2 separate regions of the Mus musculus genome follow, and region 1 is linked to region 2. Evidence: chromatin loops called from intact Hi-C (ENCODE). Cell type or tissue: left cerebral cortex. All regions are shown on one strand. Each heading gives the region's core, and the rest is flanking DNA. Links, peaks and the distances in the headings are about the cores only.

What was found. A loop is a pair of places that touch in the nucleus more often than their neighbours do. Peaks named below come from ENCODE experiments on the same cell type or tissue, not always from the same donor. Only the 100,000 strongest peaks of a DNase experiment are listed, where the experiment ranks them.
Region 1: it touches region 2 in a loop (12-fold over the local background); 4 of 42 quality-filtered maps call a loop at or near these places.

What each region holds. Positions count from the first base shown.
Region 1 is chr7:61,679,415-61,687,984 of GRCm38, reverse strand. Mir344d-1 (microRNA 344d-1) reads left to right here and starts at 4,793; the gene lies at 4,793-4,861. It overlaps Mir344d-2 (microRNA 344d-2), which reads left to right and starts at 2,634; the gene lies at 2,634-2,713. In left cerebral cortex, for the core only: no CTCF peak of the experiment used is centred there; DNase peaks (open chromatin) are centred at 2,454, 2,795 and 4,793; H3K27ac peaks cover 1,896 bases.
Region 2 is chr7:61,609,246-61,617,815 of GRCm38, reverse strand. It overlaps B230209E15Rik (RIKEN cDNA B230209E15 gene), which reads left to right and starts at 2,489. Exons shown (of 5, transcript NR_045727.1): 1 at 2,489-2,656. In left cerebral cortex, for the core only: no CTCF peak of the experiment used is centred there; DNase peaks (open chromatin) are centred at 2,410, 4,194 and 4,645; H3K4me3 peaks cover 3,312 bases; H3K27ac peaks cover 3,386 bases.

The DNA.
Region 1 (8,570 bases), core at 2,323-7,322, 70 kb before region 2:
TGTGTGTGTGTGTGTGTGTGTGTGTGTGTGTGTGTATAGTTTCTGACTCTGAATGCCACTTAATATTGTGCATATTCATGAGACACTCCAGTGTCATATTCAAACCATGTACTTCTGGAGTAGAGTATGGTAATAATATTGCCTTTAGTGTTCCAAAAACTCTTTGATGTTACACGATTAAAATTATTGTAATAGGAAAGGCTTCACTCAGAACATACAACAGAAGTAATTTTGAGGGATATGCAGGCACATCACAATTAGTCAGCATGCAGCAAAAATTGCAAGATAATTTTCAGAGTCAGAAAGGCTCAAAATGAAAGAGAGTAAATCAGGCAAACTTGTAGGATCTAGGTAGAAGGAGCTAGAACTATGAACACTCCAAGTTTCCACTGAATAATTTTTCTGTGGGTTAATATAGTGAGAAGATTGTAAAAACAGCTTTTCCTGCCACCCACTTTCTATTTTTCTGCTTTCATAAGGAAACACATGAAGGAGGGTGCCAAGAGATGAATCAGCATCACCTAATGGATCTTTAAAGTTACTGCAGGATTTGATGTCCATGCCTAGATCTGAGATCTCTCTGCTGATTGAATCTGATTCCACTCTCTATTTGAATCCACATTCTCAATCAATCAGAAGTGTGGAAAACAACAGAAAGGTTGTCTGCAGGTGAACACTTGACAGATAACCTGCTGGCTATATACTTCAGGCCTCATCTGGTCCTAGATATAGCCAAAACCACACTGAATCATGTTAAAGAGATGGGTACTTGGGCCAATGTCAGCAACAGAGAGAGCAGAAAGGTGCTAAGACTGTGCTTGATTATTTCAGAGAGTTCCTGCTCTGATTCTTTAGATCCTTGTTTTGTATAGAATTTCAGGCCTCTGATTTTGAGTGTCACTTCTTTGTCTTGTCATGCCTTCTGCAAAGAAGATAAAAGATTCAAGCTTCAGCTTGTGACACAGGACTATGGATTTTCTGATATTTTTATATCCTTAGATCAACCACTGTGAGAACTGCAATGACAACAAACGTCCTCAACATCCTACCTTGTAGTCTAAGAAAAATCAGAGGTAACTAACAGACACAGATCCTACCATACCCAGAGTTCAAGCAGCCTTGGGACAGTGACGACAGTAGCATGCTACCATTAATGACCAATGACACTCAACAATAAAACCATTGTTTATTCTGTTATTATTCTTGTAGTTTACTAGATTACCTAGCCAGCTTTTCTTCCAGGTCAGTCTTTTGCTACTTAATGACTCAGTAGAGTCATGAGCTCTTCAGGGAAATCAATATATCATGTTCTGATCATAGCCAACTTAGTATTTTATCATGTAAAGAAAGAAATGGACACAGGAATTTTCATTGTGACCTTTTACTGAAGGATACTGTGAGTCTTAAGATTTAATGCTATTTTCTTTCTGTCTTTAGAGATCAGGTCTCTGTTATATATCCTGGATATTTCTGATACTGTATTGCTTAGATTAATGTATTCCTGACAGTAGAAATCACATTAGAGCTTTATATGTGTCAGAAAATTCCCTGACCTCTTTAAAACCACACATTAAGGAATTGAAACCCCATAGGAAGAACAACAATATCAACCAACCAAACTGCTCCAGAGCTCCCAGGTACTAAACCACCCACCAAAGAGTATACATGTAGGGACCCATGGCTCATATGTAGCAAAGGATGGTCTTGTCAGGCATCAATAGGGGAAGAATACCTTGGCCCTGAAAAGACTCAATGCCTCAGTATATGGGAATGTAAATGCAGGGAGGTGGATTTTTGATGGGTGGGTGGGAGAACACCCTCATAGAAACAGAGGGGTGGAGTATTGGAGAAGGGGTTACTGTGTGAAAAAAGGGGAATGGAGGATAACCAATAAGTTAAGAAAATAGCCTATGAAAATAAAAAAAAATAGAATAGAAAATCCACACATTAAAAGTTCCACATATACCATATTTGAGTGTCAATAACCACAGCATATTAACACAGTTTTGAAAATTGAGTTGAATGAAATATTTTTCAGATTTATGTGACACTGCAGCATTTCATACAAACTGAGTACAGGTGGAGTAGGGCATGGGCAGAATACTAAATTTAGTATTAAAATAACTCTTTGTGGAAGCATGAAAATATAATATAAACATTAAATTATCAAGGAACAGCCATGCACTGAGCATACAACAGATAATTTGGATAAGGAAACAAAGGCACATCACAATGGGTGAGCAGGCAGCAAAAAATTGTAAGATAGACAGTCAGGTGAAAAGGAAACTGAGAATCTCTGGCAAATAACTTAAAGCTAGGAAGAAGGAGCCAGAAATAGGAAGATTTCCAAAGTCACAGTGACTTTTTTTTATGTTTGTCAGTGTAGAATGAATATGTTTAAAACATTTTTTACCCTCTGCTTTTAATAGCCCTGCTTCCTTCCAGGAAGCCAGAGAGGAGCCAGTGAGGTATGAATCAGCACTGACGGAGAGCTCCAAGTATTCAGCAGGACTTGATGTCCATGTCTACATATGGGATTTCTCTCCTGATTGGATCTGATTCAATTCTCTATTTGAATACACATTCTCAATCAATCAGAAGCAAGGAGAGCAAATAAATTTGTCTGCCAGGGAAGATTTCATTAGTCTGGTTGCTGGCTATATTCCAGGACTTATCTGGTCCTGGATATAACCACTGCCAGACTGAATGGTGCTAAAGAGAAGGGAGAGTGCTTGTGTCACTGTCAGCAGACAGCGCCAGTGAAATCATCAAAGCCTGTGCTTGTTTATTTCAGAGCCTCAATGCACTGATTGCTTTGGTCGTTTTGTATTGTAGCTGTCGCTCTATGGGAGATTCGGAGAATCTCTATGGGAGATTTGGAGAATGACACACTTTTCTCAGTCATGCTGGAATATGTCTTCTGCAAAGAAGATACAAGATTCAATCTCAGCTTGTGACAGAGACTAAGAAAAATTTTCACATTTTCACAAACTTAGGTTAGACACTGTGAGAAGTGCTGTGGAAGCAAATGCCTGCTACATACCACCATGGAGTCTCTGAAAAATCTTGATGTAACTAATAGACACAGATACTACCTTACTCAGGAACTAAGCATCCTTAGGGCAGTGATTCTGGCAGCAGGTTTTTATTTATGGTATGAATATTCAACAATTGAAACATTGTTTATAGTGTTATTTTATATTTAATATACTAGAATCTTGAGCATGTATGTTCTTCCAAGCCACTTCATTACTAACTATATGTTCAAGAGAGTCATGGGTCCTTTAGGGAAATCAATATATCATCCATCTCCTGAAGATCTCCACCTTGGTATTATATACACTATAGAAATGAAATGAGCACAGAAATTTTCATGGGGAACTTGTACTAGTGACTCCTTTGAGACCTATATTTTTTTTCTGTTATTTCGAATCTGTCTTAAGAGTCCAGGTCACTGTTGTATATCCTTGACATTTCTGAAATGTATTACTTTTTTTTTCAGATAATCTTTACAGTAGTAAACGAATTACAATTGTATGTACATCAAAATAATCTCTGTCCTCTTCATGAGCACACTTTAATTTTTACTTCACTTTACATATGGTTTTGATTATCTACAGTCCATGAACAATGTTTTCAACTCTAGATTACACTTAATACTCTCTCTCTATATATATATAAGAGACAGTTGCCGGGTGGGGGAAAAAAGAGACAGTTGTTTATTTTGTTATTTTGTTATTGCTCTTGTCCTTTACTAGATTTTCTTGGCTGATATTCTTCCACATCAGTTCTTTGCTATATAACAGCTCTTTAGAATCCGGAACCCTTTACAGAAATCAATAGATCATGTCCAGATCATCTCCAGCTGGTTAAAACGCAATATAAAGGAAGAAATGGATACAGTAATTTTCATTGTGATCTTGTACTCGTAGATATCTTGAGTCCTAAGATTTCTAATTATTTTCATTCTGATTTTAGAGAGCAGGCCTCTGTTATATATTCTGGATATTCATGAACCAGTATTATTTTGAATAATATATTCCTGACAGTAGAAATCACATTAATCTCTATATGCATCAGAAAATGGCATGTCTTCTTTCAAACTACACATTATATTTTCCTACACACAATGTTTTGTTTTACATAATCACAGCATATAAATATTGTTTTCAACACTGAATTTCATTTAATATTGTTCAGATTTTTTGAGACACTTGAGCATTTCATGAAAATTGAGTATTTAGGAAGCATAGTATGGGCAGAATATTGAAGTTAGGATTCCAAATCCTCTCTGAGAATACACTATTAAACATTATTGTACTAGGAAAGGTTACAATCAGAACATAAAACAGAAGCAATAGGGGAAGAAGATACAGGCACATCACGATTATTCAGCAGGCAGCAAAATTTCAAGATAATAAACAGTCAGAAAGGCTTGAAAAAAGCAGGGGAACTCCCACAAAGAGCTTAAATTTAGGCAGATGAATCCAAAAATCAGAACATACTTAACGTTCCACTATCTTGTATTTCTGTTGGTTTGTGTAGAGAGAAGGTTTGTCTGCCATCCACTATCCATTTTTCTGCTTTCTTTGGGGAAACCAGGGTGATGTGCTTGAGCTATGAATCAGCAGCATGGATGGAGATCTCCAAGGTTACAGCAGCATTTGATGTTCATGCCTAGAAATGAGATCTCTCTCCTGATTGGGTCTGATATCATTCTCTATTTGAATACACATTCTCCATCAATCAGAAGCAAGGAGAGCAAATAAATTTGTCTGCAGGGGAAGATTTCATCAGTCAGGCTGCTGGCTATACACCAGGACTTATCTGGTCCTGGATATAACCACTGCCAGACTGAAAGGTGCTAAAGAGAAGGGAGAGTGTTGTTACTGTCAGCAGACAGAGCCAGTGGAAATCTTCAAAGCCTGTGCTTGTTTATTTCAGAGTCTCCATGCACTGTTTGCTATGGTCCTTGTTTTGTATAGTAGCTGTCAGTCTATGCAAAATTCAGATTTGGAGATTGACTTACTTTTCTCAGTCGTGCTAGGATATGTCTTCTGCAAAGAAGATACAAGATCCAAGCTTCAGCTTGTGTCAGAGACTAGGAATTTTTGGAAATTTTTATATTCTTAAATTAGCCACTGTGAAGACTGCTATGGCAGCAAATGTCCTCAACATGCCAACTTAGATTCTAAGTAAACTCAGATGTAACTAACCAGCAAACATACTACCATTCCTCGAATCCAAGCAGTATTGGGTCTGTGCTGCTAGTAGCATGTTACCTGTAATGGCCACAGACCTTCAACAAGACAACTATTGTTTGTTTTCTTATTATTCTTATCCTTTACTAGATTCTCTAGGATGTTTTTCTTCCAGGTCAATTCTTTGCTACCTCAGAGCTCGATAAAATCATAAGCCCTTTACAGAAATCAATAGATCATGTCCAGATCATCTCCAACTGGATAAAACATGACATACAGGAAGAAATGGATGCAGTATTTTTATTGTTATCTTGTACTTGTGGATAACTCGAGTCCTAAGTTTTCATGTTATTTTAATTCTGTGTTTAGAGGTCAGGTCTCTGTCATATAGTGTAGATATTCATGAAACTTTATTATTTTGATTTATACATTCATGACAATAAAAAAATCACATTAATCTGTACATGCATTAAAAATGCCATGGTATTTTTCAAAACACATATTTATATTTGTACACACAATGTTTTGTTTTGGATAATCAAAGCATTAAAACTTGTTTTCAACACTGAATTTCTATTAATATTTTTCAGGTTTTTGAAACACTCCAGTGTTTCTTGCAAACTGAATACTTGGGGAGCAGGGTATGGGCTGAATATTGAACGTTGTATTCCAAAACCTCTTTGAAGATACCCTATAAAACATTATTGTACTGGGAAAATCTAAAACATGAATATACAACAGAAGCAATTTCCAAGGGAGATGCAGGCACATCAATATTTAGCAGGCCACACAAAATTTGCAAGATAATAATCGCAGTCAGAAAGGCCTTAAAAGAAGCAGAAGAACCTTGGCAAAGAGCTTACATCTAAGCAGAAGCAGCCAGAAATCAGAACACCCTTAACATTCCACTAACTTGTATTTCTGTTGGTTGTGTAGAGAGAAGAATGTAAAACCAGCTTTTTTCTCCATCCATTTTCGGTTTTTCTAATTCCTTTTGAGAATCCATGGTGAAAGTGTTGAGGTATGAATCAGCAGGACTGATGGAGATCTCCAGTGTTGCAGCAGGATTGGATGCCCATGTCTACATATGAGATCTCTCTCCTGATTGGATCTGATTTCATTCTCCATTTGAATACACATTCTCCATCAATCAGAGGCAAAGAGAACAAATAAATTTGTCTGCAGGGGAAGATTTCATCAGTTAGGCTGCTGGCTATACTCCAGGACTTACCTTGTCCTGGATATAACCACTGCCAGACTGAAAGGTGCTAAAGAGAAGGGAGAGTGTTGTCACTGTCAGCAGACAGAGCCAGTGAAAATCTTCAAAGCCTGTGGTTGTTTATTTCAGAGCTTCCATGCACTGATTGCTTAGCTCTATGTTTCGTATAGTAGCTGTCAACCTATGGGAAATTCAGGTATCTGATTTGAAGTGTGACTTACTTTTCTCAGTCATGAACGTTTGTTTCTTCTGCAAAGAAGATACAATATTCAAGCTTCAGCTTATGACAGAGTCTAGGGGATGTCTGACATCTTCAGATCTTTTGTTCAGGTCCTGTGAGAATTCCTGTGGCAGCAAATATCCTCAACTAACCACCATGAAACCTCTGAAAAATCTGACGGTAGATCATACATTATCCAGAATCAAATTACTCTTCAGACAGTGATGATGGTTACCTGTTGGCATTAAAGGCAAGAAGCATTTATAGATATAACCACAATTTATACTGTTATTATTGTTTTAATTTACTAGATTGTCTAGGTGGTCATTTTTCCAAGTCAATTTTTTGCTAAATAACAGTTCAGGGGATCTTGACCCCTTATGGAAATCACTATATTATACTTTGATTATCCACACCTTGGTATTACAGTATGTAAAAGAAGAAAGTGGGCAGTTATATTCCCCGTGACCTTTTACTAGTGGTTACCTCTTAGACCTATGATTTTCTGCTTATTTGTATTCTGTCTTTAAAGACCTATTCTTTGTGATATAATCTGGACATTTATGAAACTGATCTATTGTGGTGAAGATATTCCTGACAGTCTTAAACACCTTATAACTATATATATATATCAGAAAATATAATGGCACCTTTACAACCACATCACGTTGATTGTTCCAAATACACCATGCTCTTTTGTGAATATTCACATCATATAAATATTGTTTTCAGCACTAAATTCCACCAAATATTGTGGAATTGTATGAGACACTCCAGTATTTCATGCAAACTGAGTATGCTTGGAGAATTGCATGGGCAGAACATGGCACTATAATTCTAATAACTCTATTATTATTACAGTATTAGATAATATTTTCTAGGATATTCTATAACCATAGTTTACAACAGAAGCAATTGGTGAAGAAGACACAGAAATCCTGCTATTAGTCAGAGGCAGCAAAATTTGCATAATAAAAGTAACAGTCTTTTTGGTTCAAAAAGAAACAGAACCTATTTGGTAACTGGCTTGAATCTAGGCAAAAGAAGCCAGAAATAAGAACAGCTCCAAGATTTCATTGACTTGTTTTTCTTTTGGTCACTGTAGATAGAAGAAGTTAAAAACAGTTTTTCTGCCATTCACTTTCAAATTTTCTACTTCCATAGGGAAACTCAGGGAGGAAGGGGGTTGGAAATGAATCAGCAGCACTGATGGAGACCTCCAATATTACAGCAGGTTTTGATGTCCGTGCCTAGGTTTGAGATCTCTCTCCTGATTGGATCTGTTTCCATTCTCAATTTGAATGTTCATTCTCAATCAGTTAGAAGAAGTAGAGCAAATAAATTTGTCTGCAAGGGTAGATTTTACCAGTCAGGCTGCTGTCTATATTCTAGGACTTTTCCCCCCTTTTATTGGCTTTTTTCTTATTTACATTTTAAATATTATCCCCATTCCAGTTCTCCACTTCAGAAACCACCAATCCCATTTCCCCTCCCCTGACTCTCTGGGGGTGATCCCTCATGTAACCACCCACCCACTGTCAACTTTACACCCTGGCATTTCCCTATACTGGAGCATCTAACTCCCTCACACCCTAGTTCTGCTCCTCTTACTGATGTACAACAAGGCTATCCTCTGCCACATATACATTCACAGCCCTGGGTCCCTACATGTGTATTCTTTGATTGGTGGTCCAGTCCCCTGTTGCTTTGGGGGTATGAGCTAGCTGACACTGTTGCTCCCCCCATGGGGTTGCAAATGACTACAGCTCCTTCATTCCATTCTGCCTCTCCTCCATTAAGGATCTTCTCTTGGTCCAACGGTTAGCTGCAAGCATCCACCTCTGTATTTGTCAGGCTCTGGGAAAGCTGCTCAGGAGATAGCCATATTAGGTTCAAGTCAGAAAGTACTTTCCAGCAACTACAATAATAT
Region 2 (8,570 bases), core at 1,814-6,813:
ACAAAACAGAAACCTATAGATTGAAAAAAAAGGTCTTTACCACCCCTACATCTGATAGAGGGTTAATATCCCATATATGCAAAGAACTCAAGAAGTTATACTGAGAGAACCAAATAATCCCATTAAAAATGGAATACAGAGCCAAGCAAAGAATTCTCATCTGAGGAATATTGAATGACTGAGAAGTACCTAAAAATATTTAACATCCTTAGTCATCAGAGAAATGCAAATTAAAATGACCCAGATATTTTCCCCTACACCAGACAGAATGGCTAAAATCAAAACTCAGGTGACAGCTGATGCTGGTGAGGATATGGAGAAAGAAGGAGACTTCCATTGCTGGTAGGATTAGAAGCTTGTACAAGCACTCTGGGAATCTCTTTGATGGTTCCTCAGAAAATTAGACATAGTACTACCCGAGGACCAAGATATACCACTCCTGAGAATATACCCAAAAATGCTCCAGCATATAACAAGGACACATGCTGCACTGTGTTCCTAACAGCCTTATTTATTTTAGCCAGAAGCTGGAAACAACCCGGGTGACCCTCAACAGAGTAATGGTTACAGAAAATGTGGTACATTTACAGAATGTAGTACTACACAGCTATTAAAAACTACTTCACAACATTCACAGTCAAATGGGTGGAACAAGAAAATATCATCCAGAGTGAGGTAACCCAATCATAAAAGAGGACACATGTTATCCAGTGATAAGTGAATATTAGGATAAAAGCTCGGCATGCCCACAATACAACTTACAGACAATATGAAGTTCAAGAAGAAGGAAGCACATAATGTGGATGCTTCAGCCCTACTAATCACAGGAGATAGAGTGAAGGAGGGACTTGAGCGGAAGAGAGGGGCAATAGAGAAAAAAGGGGTGACAGAATCAGTTGTGGGAGGAGATACACGAGAGATATAGAGTGTCAGGAAATTGAACAGAGGTGTATAGCAATGGGGAATAGGAAATTGGGGATGGCCAACAGATAGTCCCAAATGCCAGGAAAACAAGAGGAAACCAGGACCTGATGGGAATGACTTTAATCTAAATACCCAACAAAGGAGAGGGAAAACCTGTAGAGACCATAAGGAGAGGTTAGGCATGGCCGTCAGTTGAAGGATGTAGGCTAGCCTGTCTTCAGAAAAAAAAAAAAATTTAGCCCAGAATGGCTCCTGCCTAAAGGAAATGCAAGCACAATGAATGGAGCAGAGATTTAAGGAAAGACCATCCAGAGACTGCCCCATTTGGGGAGTCATCCCATATACAGCCACCAATCCTAGTCAGTATTGTTGATGTCAAGAAGTGCTTGCTGAGGCTAAGACAGTCTTCTGTGTCACTTTTCTTCAGCTACATGTGTTGCTCACAGGATAACAACACTAATCCGGTTGTATCTCCTAAATTTTCTCTCAAGTATGCAAAATCTAAAGTTGAGACTTGAGGATAACTTTAGAGAAAGGCATCAGTGTGGGGATGGAAGAAAATTGGAGTCGCAGTTGGCATTAGATGTACTGATTGCCAAGTGAAAGTAATATTTTTCATGGAAGATTAGCATCAGAGGTTACTCATGCATCTCTCTAGATCTGAGCATATATCAAAAGTGCTAAATGGGCTTAGTTTGTAGTAAAAGAAATCTCATTAAGTGGCTGTGGATTATTAGTTAGAGATATTGTGGGTAACCCTAATGTATTATAACTTGCATTTTAGCACATTATATGACATATGAATATTGAGTTAAATATTTAGAAAATAATGTCACCTTAATAACAATACTATAAGTTTTCATATAGACTCCATACCCATAGACAGAATGCGATTCTGTGCATAAAATATCACACATGTATTCACACACAAAAAATTATTGTAGTATGCCTACATTTTGGAACCTTATTTTCTGAAATAAACTGCTCTTAATATTTCTTGAGCATTATTATAATTTAAGCATGGCATATTATGTGGTAAGTAGCTTTATGAAACTGGACACCAATATGCCTTCAGTTAATTCAAGTTCACTGTTTGTAAGTTGTAATGTGCATAAATATATGAATTAGTGTGATAAATTTCCCAATAAGCATAGCTCCTCAGGATATTAGCACAGGAATGGTTCAGCCCTGGAATGTATTTGGCAGCCTATAATTACAAGCATAATTCTCTATATACAAATGGAGGCTTTAGTATAGGTACCATCAGGCACATACAGGTTCAAAGGCACAGGCATTACTGGACAGTTTCCTCTGTTTATAATATTGCCAGAAATCAAAGAATAATTACATAATATTTTGTTCATTCTCCTATTTCATCTTTATTTTTATTCCTGATGCAACAGGCAGGGAGTGAAGAGAAGGGATGGAGGAGGTTTGATGGAGAAATCTCCATGGTAACAAGCAGCTTTTGCTTTCTTTATCATTTTTGAGATCTCTCTTCTGATTGGTCCCAAATCTTTTCTCTATTTTCCTACATATACTCAGCCAGTCTGAGTCAACCACAGCTTTAGAAATCTATTCACATAAAAAAAAATTCAGTAATGCTCCTGGTTAATGTCTAGCTCTCAGCCTGTGCAAGGATCCTGTCAAAGATTGACTATAAACTGCTTCTCAGAGAAGGAGGAGTGCTCTGGAAACCTGCAGATGAAAAGGCAAATAGAAAGTCAGCATGGTGAGCTAACTTGCTTTGATTCTTCACATCCCTGCTCTGAATAAAACTGCTCCTATTTTCTGTACAAGGTACTTGTTCTTGCCTCTGGTCATTGTTTCAATTTTAAGATCTATCATTCAGGACTCTGACTTGGAGCTGTGCTTCATTTGCAAGGATAGTATATTACATCAGCCTTCAGTATCTGAAAGAGACAGAAACTGTGTTGCTCCTTAATCTGTTTTTGGGTACCAGAACTGTAAAGGATTTTTATAGCAGAACAATAGTTCTCAATTTTAACCATGAGACATTCTGGAATATTTCCTGACATCCCATTACCTAGTATGCTACTGTCCTCTGAGAGTACTAAAACCCTTTCACTGCAATTCTCCTTTGTTATCATCTTGCAAACATCAAAGGTCTCAGGTATTTTATATTACTTTAAATTCAAATTCTAACATCAAGTATAAGTTCTTATTGTTGGGATAAAACATAGTTCTATATTCATTCTTACATATCTGCATACTCCATTCTTTAAAGACAAACAAAGCAAAGAGTTTGCATATAATCCAATGAAAAAGGTTATTATACCAAAATTTCTGTTCTTTTTCTTTGAGTTTGAATCTTACCTTACTAAGGTTTCTAAACACCACCCATTTTCCATGAGTTATAGTATGTGAGTTTAGTTATATTGCTGGCTCTTAATTAATATTTATTATCATGGAACATTATTTCATTATTTTATTTCATATTATCCTGTGGCTATTGTGTGTTCTGTAGTAATTTTATAACAGCCACGTTTCTGTACTTGTGGATAATCAAAAATCCCCAATTGCATTTGATTTTATCTAAATATTGTTATGTGGAAGAATCAATTTATGATAATATATTGAATATATCATGCTCTATTATATCCGGCTTATATTTATTGTTGGTAATTCATCAGTGTTGAACTTCCTAACATTTGTTTAGAACAGAAAATGTTATTATCATTTTTTTCCAAATTTATCATCTCTATTGTCCTGGGAACTATATAGTTAACTATAGGGTTCTTATTGTTCTGTTCATCACTTGTATTCTTTTTGCTCCTATGTATCAAACACAATGCTAAACCTTGAGGATTTAATGGATTTGGGGGCTCATTTAAGAATCCTAATATTTTAAAACGTGAATGACATTGATAGAAATGGGTTGCCTTCATAATAATTTGTCCTCAGATTCCTTTGAGAAAATATTCTAAAACAATAAAATTTGTTAAAACATCTATAGGTTACATTCCAAGTCTGAATGAAAAGGAAGTTCTCTTTCTTATGATGCAGATTGTTTTGAAAATGGGGCTCAGATTCATAAATATAGGAATCGTCAAAAAATATCCTCTCTCTGTGAGGTAGCTCACATATCCACTGTAGGTACCACTAAGGATGAGTGTGATAAGAAAGATCAAATCCTAGTCACTTGTGAATTTTGCTTGTTTCACAGTACAAAGTGTTAGTCAATGTGGATTGGCCATTAACTTCAATAAAGGCATGAGGGTTTTACATAGAACCAAAGGTCTTACTTGATTAAATGTCCACCCTTGTGGAGGCAAGAATCTTTGTGGTTTTTGTAGGTTCCTTATACAAATACTTGTGAAAAAGAAGCCATACTCCCCAGTGAAGAGTCAGCTGGTAGTGATTGGTTAAATTTAGTACCGGGTAAAATCCCCTACATTTGTGTTTATTCTCAGATGCTATTGCTATATTCTGTGTCTGTTAATTCAGATGTCCATTTCCAAATTTTCATCATTTGCTAACCCTTTGCTTCGTACTCAAAACAATCCAACAATTTTTCAATAAGGCTTTACCACAGTCAGTTCTATGGAAAAAGTGCTTCATCATCCATTAAAATACTCTAGTGAGAAAATCATGAGTCATTTATATAACAGTATCTAAATCTGGAAGTCTCTTGAGAAAAGAGGGAGCTAGAGAGGAAGCAAGAGAAGATGAATATATCGAGGTGCTGTCTTGTCCTATATTCCAAGACAAATAGCAAAAAGCTTGGTTAATCATCTGTGCCACCTGATAAATAGATATCCTAGCTGGGCTTTCATTTTGTTTATATCCACTCATTAAGGACAGGAAAGGGGAGGAAGTCCTCACTCTAGTATCCACATGCTTAGATGATTTGATTTATTGTAGGCAAATCTACTCTTGCTGAATGTAAACTTGTAAAAGACTAGAATGTACAGGCCAAGGAAGAGTATGGGAGATTTGCTCTGTCATATTATTCATAAAAGAGTCATCATCCTTACTGGGAAATGATTTTCTGGGAAGCCATTTTTCTGAGGACACACAGCTCTGAAAATAACTAATCAAAAAGGCTCTGTAAGTTTCCCAATAAACTCACCAGTTACCTAGAAAGAACCTTGATAAATTTCTATTTTGACATGTTTTAATGTTAGTTGGGGGGTTAGACATTACTTGTACCTCTACCTGTTGGAAATGAATTTTTAAAATTCTCTAATTTTGAGAGTATAACACAGTTTTATTTACCAATTCTGCTTTCTGTCTCATCGCCACTAATATGTTTTCTCCTTTTCAAATATGGTTCTTGTTTTAATTTAATTATTATCACTTACCTATTATCTGTATGTATGCATGTACAGGTTCATTCTTTCCTTCATTCCTTCTCTGCTTTTATTGGTAATTTTATTTTTTACATTACAAATGTTTTTCCACTTCACTCTTTCCCCTCTACAAGTACCCTATACCATCTCCCCTTACCCTATCACTATAAGGGTGAACCACCCACCCACTCACCACTCCCACCTCAATTACCTAGCATCCACCTATGCTGGGGCATTGAGCCACTACAGGACAAAGGGCCTCCCCTCCCTTTGGTGCCAGATAAGGAAATCCTTTGCTATATCTGGGGCTGGAGCCATGGAGACCCTCCTCCTCTATTCTTATGAACTGGTTTAGTCCGTGTGAGATCTGGGGGTCCTGTTTGTTGATATTGTTGTTCTTCATACGGGGGTTGCATTCCCCATCAGCTCCTTCAGTCCTCCCTCTTCACTTTGGGTCCTCATCCTCACTCTGATGATGACTGGCTGAGAGCATCAGCATGTGTATATGTTAGGTTCTGGCAGAGCTTGTATGGGGACCACTCTACTAGGCTCCTGTCAGGAAATGCTTCTTGGAATCAGCAATAGTATCTGGGTTTGGTGTCTGCAGATGGAATTAATCCCTTGGTAGTGCAGTCATTGGAAGACCTTTCCATCAGTCTCAGCTGCATCCAGTCCCTGTATTTTCTTTAGACAGGAACAATTGTGGATGAACATAATTGAGATAGGTGGATTGCGTCATCCCTCAACTGGGAGCAGTGAGTGCCTATCCACTGGTTTAGGTCTCTATAGGTTCTGAGTTTCATGTGTTGGCCATTTTAGCTAATGCCAACCCCATTCGTCCTGGAAAACTCTTCCCTTCCTGCTATCTGGGACTTGGTAGTGGCCATATTCAGTTCCCCATCTCTCACTGCTACACACCTCCCTTCAATTTCCTGACCCTAATACTTCTCCCATGTCTCCTTTCATACATGTTCCTGCCCCACTTTTATCCTCCCCCTAATCTCATCCTCCAGATCCCTCCCTTCCTCTACTTCCTGTAATTATTTTGTTCCCTCTTCCAAATATGACTGAAGCATGCACACGTAGGCCTTCCTTTGTCCAGAGCTTCCTTTGGTCTGTGAGTTGTAGAGTAGGTATTAAGAGCTTTTGGGCTAATATCCACTTATCCTCGAGAATATATCATATGTGATCTTTTTGCCTGGTTTACCTCACTCGATGATATTTTCTAGTTGTGTCATAGAGTCATTGTTTTTAATAGCTGAGTAGTAGCAGCCCATTGTGTAAATGTGCCACATTTTCAGTATCCATTTTTCAGTTGAGGGACATCTATGTTCTTTCCGATTTCTGGCTATTATAATTAAGTCTGCAATATACATAATGGAGCACATGTCCTTGTATGTTGGAGAATCTTTTGCGTATATTCTCAGGAATGGTATATCTGGATCCTCAGGTAGAACCATTTCAAATTTTCTGAGGGACTTCCAGAGTGTTTTCCAGAGTGGTTGTACCAGCTTGAAATCCCACCAACAATGGGGTGTTCATCTTTCTCCACATTCTTGTCAACATCTGTTTCACATGAGTGTTTGATTTTAAGCAGTCTGACTGTTGTGAGGTGGAATGTCAGGGTCATTTTTATTTTCATTTTCCTGACAATTAAGGATGTTGAAAATTTGTTTAAGTCCTTTTCAGGCTTTTCATACTCCTCAGTTGAAAATTCTTTGGCTCTATATCCCATTTTTCATGGGGTTATTTGGTTCTCAAAATCTAAGTTCTTGATATATATATCAGGAACTAGACAAGGCTGCCCACTCTCTCCCTATCAATTCCATATAGTACTAGATGCCCTAGGCAGAGCAACTAGACAACAAAAGAAAATTGAATGGATACAGATTAGAAAGGAAGAAGTAAAAATATCACTATTTGCAGAGGATAGGATAGTATAATTAGTATAATTAAGTATAATCCATATATATATATATGAATGAATGGTATTATTCCTCAATTGGATGTAGAGTTGGTAAAGATGTTTTGCCAATTTATAGGTTTAAGTTTTGTCCTACTGATAGTGTCCTATTCATTATAGAAACTTTTCAATTTTATGAGATCCCATTTGTCAAAACTTGACCTTAGAACATGAGCCATTCGATTTCTGTTGAGGAAAATTTCCTCTTTGCCAATGTGTTCAAGGTTCTTTCCTGCTTTCTCTACTTTAAGTTTCAGTGTATCTGGTTTTATGGGAAAGTCATTGATTCATTTGAACTTGTGCTTTGTACAAGGAGTTAAGAATGGCTCAATATGCATTCTTCTGCATGATGACTGACAGTTTAATCAGCACCATTTGTTGAAAATGCTGTCTTTTTTACACTGGATGGTTTTAGTTCCACTGTCAAAGATCAAGTGACCAAGGGTGTGTGGGTTCATTTCTGGGCCTTCATTTCTATTCCATTGTTTTGCCTGCCTGCCTCTGTACCAATGTTATGCTGGTTTTAATCACCATTGCTCTATAACACAGGTTGAGGTTAGGACTGGTGATTCCTACAGTTCTTTTATTGTTGAGAATGGATTTCACCATCCTGGGTTTTTTGTTATTCCAAATGAATTTTAAAATTTATCTATTTCACTCTATGAAGAATTGAGTTGGAATTTTGATAGGGATTGCATTGAATCTGTAGATTGCTTTTGGCAAGATGGCCATGTTTTACTATATTTATCCTGCCAATCCATGAGCATGGGAGATCTTTTGATCTTCTGAAATATTCTTAGATGTTTCTTCAGAGACTTGACGTTCTTGAAGTATAGGTTTTTCACTTGTTTGGTTACAGTCACACCAAGATATTTTACTTTGTTTTACTTTGTTTTTACTATTGTGAAGGGTGTCATTTCACCAACATCTTTCTCATCCTGTTTATCCTTTTAGTAAAAGAGGGCTACTGGTTTGTTTGAATTAATTTTATATCCAGCCATTTTGCTGAAGTTGTTTATCAGGTGTAGGAGTTCACTGGTAAAACTTTTGGGGTCACTTAATTATACTATCCTATCCTCTGCAAATAGTGATATTTTTACTTCTTCCTTTCTAATCTGTATCCATTCAATTTTCTTTTGTTGTCTAGTTGCTCTGCCTAGGGCATCTAGTACTATATGGAATTGATAGGGAGAGAGTGGGCAGCCTTGTCTAGTTCCTGATTATAGTGTGATTGCTTTAAGTTCCTCTCCATTTAGTTTGATATTGGCTATGGGTTTGCTTTTATTATGTTTCAGTATGTGCCTTGAATCCCTGTTCTTCCCAAGACTTTTACCATGAAGGAGTGTTGAATTTTGTTAATTTTTTTTCTG